Regions from separate parts of the Homo sapiens genome. Here region 2 is linked to region 1. The links are chromatin loops, found by intact Hi-C in ENCODE. Cell type or tissue: mammary epithelial cell. All regions are shown on one strand. Each heading gives the region's core, and the rest is flanking DNA. Links, peaks and the distances in the headings are about the cores only.

Evidence for each region. Peaks named below come from ENCODE experiments on the same cell type or tissue, not always from the same donor. Only the 100,000 strongest peaks of a DNase experiment are listed, where the experiment ranks them.
Region 2: it touches region 1 in a loop (7-fold over the local background); 3 of 110 quality-filtered maps call a loop at or near these places.

Annotation. Positions count from the first base shown.
Region 1 is chr20:6,167,553-6,170,476 of GRCh38, forward strand. No RefSeq gene overlaps it. Among named protein-coding and RNA genes, the nearest start is that of FERMT1, 46 kb to the left of the region's middle. In mammary epithelial cell, for the core only: a CTCF peak has its summit at 1,946; no DNase peak of the experiment used is centred there.
Region 2 is chr20:7,093,351-7,096,274 of GRCh38, forward strand. No RefSeq gene overlaps it. Among named protein-coding and RNA genes, the nearest start is that of LINC01428, 160 kb to the right of the region's middle. In mammary epithelial cell, for the core only: a CTCF peak has its summit at 1,253 (motif pointing left); a DNase peak (open chromatin) is centred at 1,271.

The DNA of each region.
Region 1 (2,924 bases), core at 425-2,924:
ACTTAATTTTTCCTTCTCTCTCTCATAGATATCAGATCTTTATCATAGCCTGAAGGGTCTTCCTGCTTTCTTCTGCTCCTTTTCCCTTTATTCTTCATAGACATTTCTCCCAATAAATCATTTGCATGTCCAGTCTTATCTTGGCACCTACTTCTCAGAGGACTTGCACTGAGCTACCCCCGAACATGTTGGTCAGCATTTCTCTAGAATGAAACTTGGAGAAATAAAGTTTTGGGGCCTTAAAGTATATAAGCATATCTGTCCACATATTTCCTTAACTTTACATATATATATATATATAAAAAAAAATATATATATAAATAAATATATGAAGTGCACATATCATTAATAAGCAGCTCAACAAATTTCACAAACTGAACATATCCATGAAGCCAGCACCCAGATTATGAAACAGAACATTATCAGCCTTTCAGAATCAGAAACCTCCTTATACCGCCTTCTGATTCAGGACACGCAGGCCTCCAAACTGGGGCTTAGCCTGGGAGGGTTCTTGGCTTTGCCCAGGAAAATATTCAAAGGTGAGCCAGTGGTGTTAGGCAGGAATCTTTTATTGAATGGCACTGCTCCTTGTGGAGCACAGATAACTCATAGGCAATGCACCCAGAGTCAGCAAGGTATGGGCTCTTGACAACTGCATTTATACCCACTTTTAATTATATGCAAATTAAGGAGTAGTTTAATGCAAATTGAAAATATGGGTAGAACTTTCTTGGAAAGGGGCAGTAACTTCCAGATTGTTGCCATGGAAAGATGTAACTCCCAGGTTGTTGCCATGGCATTTGTAAAGTGTCATGGTGCTGGTGGGAGTGTCCCATGCTAATGAACAATGAGGGAAGCTGGGGATTACTGTCATTGCCATCTGCTGATTTTGGCCAGTTTCTTCACATTATCCTGTCTGGACCAGATCCTCCTTTGGTCAACAGGGTTGTGACTAGAAAACAAGTCTCCTACCTCACTTCCAGTCATTTCCCACCTCCCCAAGGCTACATCTGACTCTTAACACCATAGATTAGTTTTGTCTGTTCTTGAGTAAGTTATACAATCATACAATGTGTTTTAAAATAATACAAGATGTATTCTTTAGTGCTGGCTTCTTTTGCTTAACATTATGCTTGTGAGATTAATTCATGTTCATTTATTATCATCGCTTGTAATATTCTGTTGTGTGATGTGACTAAACAACAGTTTATTCATTCATTTTTTACTGTTGTAATTTCCAGTTTTTGGCTTCTAAAAACAGTGCTGAAATGAACAATCTTGTACAAGTCTTGGTGAACATACGCATACATTTCTGTTGGATGTGTGCTTAGAAGTGGAATTGCAGGATGTGCTTTAAATCTAGCTGGGTATAGTGGCAAATGCCTGTAATCCTAGCTGCCTGGGAGGCTGAGGTGGGAGGATCGCTTGAGCCCAGGAGTTCAAGGCTGCAGTGAGCTATGATCATACCACTGCAATTCAGCCTGTGTGACAGAGGAAGACACTATCTCTTAAAAAATCAAAGCCTTTCTTGCCCAAAAGTTTAGTGTTAAATACCTGAAAACAAACCCAAACTACTGTATCAATCAGGGTCCAACCAAGAGATAGAAAGCACACAGTAATTTGAACCTGGAAAGTTTTGTATGAAAAATTATTAGCTATAACAGAGGGTTGATGTAATGAGGATTGTCTAGTAAAAAGTAAAGAGAACTGTAAAGAATGGAAGAAGCAGATATGAGAAGTAGCTTCTACCCATAGATAGCACTCCCAAGAATGTTCCTTCCTCCCCTCAGGGAGGATCCAACCTTATTGGGCAGACAAGGCCATGGCTTTCTGCATGGTGAGTAAGTTGGCTGAGATGTCATGACAGTGGAATTTACTGGAAATCATCCCTCTGAGATGCTGGGTGTCCACAGAGAGGTCCCTGGTAGTGTTGAGTGAACTGCCAGCCACTGGGTGCTGCTATTGCTACATGCTGAAGAAATCATTCACTTCAGAAGCCAGACACTGGAGCAGCCTCACACCATAGAAGCTGGGTAGGGGGAGAACATAAGACCTGAAAGAAAAAAACCCCTTCCTCTTATGTCCCCTTCTTTCCCATTCCCTCTACTGACAAGACTTAATATCATGCCAGCTGGTAAAGGAGAAATATTTTCAGGGTCTAGCTCAATTTTTGCAGAGCAGGCAATGAAAGATGAATTTAGAGCTGAGAGACCTCAAACTGTTAATTGGCACACTATTATCTATGATAAACAGATATACAATAGAAATAGTGAAATACCAATTCTGTTAAATATTGTCCATTGTCAATAAATATGCTACAGTGTGTTTTGAGGAATAGCTTTCTAGAAAGAATTGATGTTATTGTATGTGGTCCGGGCGTGGGATTTGGGATGCTGGACAAATGGTTATTATGACTTACTTCCAAAGGCCCTCTTTGCTTATTTGCTTCACCAGCTTTGAATTTCTTGGCAAATCCTAATGGAAACTCACCTATGTAATGGGCTTGAATTTGACTACACAAACTCAGATGTGCAAGACATGCATGTCATGTTATTTTTCAAGAATAAATTTAAATCTGTATCTGAGTCCTAATCTTTCTGAGCTGCTGGGATAGTACATCTCATTCATTGTTGGAGTTTCCTGTCTGCCCCCATCCCAAGTCAGGTATAAGCCTCAGAGCAGACATTTGCAGAGAATCCCATGGTATCCATTAACAAGCTCATGGTTTAAGTGCACATTATCTTTTAAGAGTGGACATCCGGCCGGGCGCGGTGGCTCACGCCTGTAATCCCAGCACTTTGGGAGGCCGAGGCGGGCGGATCACGAGGTCAGGAGATCGAGACCATCCCGGCTAAAACGGTGAAACCCCGTCTCTACTGAAAATACAAAAAATTAGCCGGGCGTAGTGGCGGGCGCCTGTAGTC
Region 2 (2,924 bases), core at 199-2,698, 930 kb after region 1:
ACATAGACCTTTGTCAATAACTCAATAAATCTGGGGAAAAATAAGTAAACAAAGTAATATCTCTGTGTATGTTAGCAATTCTCTTTCCCCAGCCACCCCAGTGCTTGCCCAATGGACTGATGAACATGGTGACCATAATAACAGGGTTGTAGGCTATGTCTGGGCTCAACAGGAACTTCTTACTAAGGTTGACCTGGCTACCACTAATGTGTAGCCTGATCTACCATTTTTTTTGCTTTTAATTCTCCAAAATTTCTTTTCTAGTATGTGTATAAAGTTATGGCATGCATCACATCACTCAAATAATATACATTACACTCATTAAGTGATTTATCATCACTTCCCTCACTTCCACTCTTTCACCTGTCCGAGTTTCCTTTGTCTGTTATTCCACATTCTACATCCATGCATACACATTATTCAGCTCCCACTTATAAAGTGAGAATATACAGTATTTGTCTTGCTATGTCTCACTTGTTTCACTAAAGCTAATGTCCTCCAGTTCCATTAAAGTTGCTTCAAAAGACAAAAATTTTTTTTTGTTTTTTTACTGCTAAATGGTGTCACATTACGGACATGTGCCACATTTTCTTTATCCAGTTATCCACTGATGGACACTTAGGTTGATTCCATATCTTTGCTATTGTGAATAGTTCTTCCACAAACATATAGGTGCGGTTATCTTTTTGATATAATGATTTATTTTCTTTTGAGTGGTTACCAGATAGTGGAATTGCTGGATTGAATAGTAGTTCTATTTTTAGTTCTCTGAGAAATCTCCATACTGTTTTATGTTCCCACTAACAGTGTATAAGAGTTCTCTTTCCTCCACATTCTACCAACATTTGTTATTTTTTGTCTTTTTAATAATAACCATTCTGACTGGCCTTAGATCATATCTCATTGTGGTTTTAATTTGCATTTCTTTGATGATTAGTGATATTGAGCATTTTTTTATACACCTGTTGGCCATCAGATGTCTTCTTTTGAAAAATGACTATTAATATTCTTTGCGTATTTTTAATGGATTATTAGTTTTTGTTGTTGAGTTGTTGAGTCCCTTGTAAATTATGGATATTAGTCCTTGTTGGATAAATGGTTTTCAAATATTTGTTCCCATTCCGAGGGTTGCCTGTTTGTATTCCTTTTTCTATGCAGAAGCTTTTTAGTTTAATTAAGTCCCATTTGTCTATCTGCCAATTTTGGATATCAACAGTTTCCATTGTGGCACCATTCCCTGGGGACCACCCTGCCACCTAGCGGCAGGTTGATTGAATTGGCTCTCTTCCATCACGGAAGTGACAGATTTATCCTCATTGGAATAGACATATGATCCGGATATGAGTTTATCTTCCCTGCTGGTAATATTTCTTTTAGTACTACCATAAATGGACTCAAATAATGCCTGACCCACCGTGATGGGATTCCTCACAGTACTGCGTTGGATCCAGAAGTGCATTTCACAGCAAAGGAAATGCAATAATGGGATCATGTCTTAGAATCAAATGGCCTTCCCATATACCTCATTACCCAAGAGCAGTTGGCCTAATTGAAAGGTAACATGGCTTAATAAAGACTCTGTTATGGTGTCAATTGGTAAATTACAGCTTGAATGCGCAGGATTTTGTTTTATAGGGTGCAGTTTATGCTTTGAATCAGAGGTCACTGTATGTCATTGTTTTTCCTACAGTCAGAGTGCGTGTGTCCTGGAATCAAGGTGTGAAAGTGAAAATGTCTACTCTATTATCTAATAACCCCCTGCAAAATTTTGCCTCTTATTCTGATAATGTTGAGCTCTGCTGGATTGGAGATCTTAGCCTACAAGAGGAATGCTTCCCCTGGGGGACATGATAGGTCCATAGCAATGACTTCATCAAATTGAAAGATGAAGTTTTGATCTGGTCACTTTGGGCTCCCTCCACCACTAAACAAATAAGCAAACTAACAAAAAAAGGAGCTAAAAGGGAGCTAATCTACTGGCTGGAATGATTGATTTTGATTACCCAGAGTAATCTGGGTTGCTGCTGTAAAAGAAAAAGAAAGACAATGTCTGGAAACTATTTTTATGTAAACAGAAAAAAAAAAAAGCTTTCATAAGAACCAAAAAATCACATGAACACTCATAGAACCTGGTTGTAACTTCATATCACTGAAAAAGGCACGGAAGAGATAGAAAAAAACCAGTCCTGAATTGCCAATGCCAAGCTTCCCCAAACCTCCATAGTGGCTATGTGGTACAGAGAGCATCTCTGGTTGCTGGGGGCAGGGGAGCACAGCAATTGTGATTCATTGAACTCAGTGTTGTCCTTTTAGAGAAGAAAGGAAAACTGGACCAAACTCAGCTGATGCCTGCCCACAGAAAAAGCATTTAAACCAGCCCTACCCAGAAAAGAATTGCAAATCTCAACTATCCTAACTTGAATTTCCCCAAACCTCTCCACCAAGGGCTACAGTGCTCTCCGTCTCAAAGTAAACTTGAAAGGCAGTCTAGGCCATAAGGACTGCAATTCTTTTTTTTTTTTTTTTTTTTTTTTTTGAGATGGATTCTCACTGTCGCCCAGGCTGGAGTGCAGTGGTGCAATCTTGGCTCACTGCAACCTCTGCCTCCAATGTTCAAGCGATTCTCCTGCCTCAGCCTCCTGAGTAGCTGGGACTACAGGCGTGTGCCATCATGCCCAGCTAATTTTTGTATTTTTAGTAGAGATGGGGTTTCACCTTGTTGGCCAGGATGGTCTCGATCTCTTGACCTCATGTTCCGCCTGCCTCGGCCTCCCAAAGTGCTGGGATTACAGGCGTGAGCCACTGTGCCCGGCCAGGGCTACAACTCTTAGATGTGTCCTAGTGCTGAACCAGGCCCAGAGACAGTGGACTGGGAAGGAGGGGTACACAATATACTCAGACACCAGCTAGGGCAGCCAAGGGAG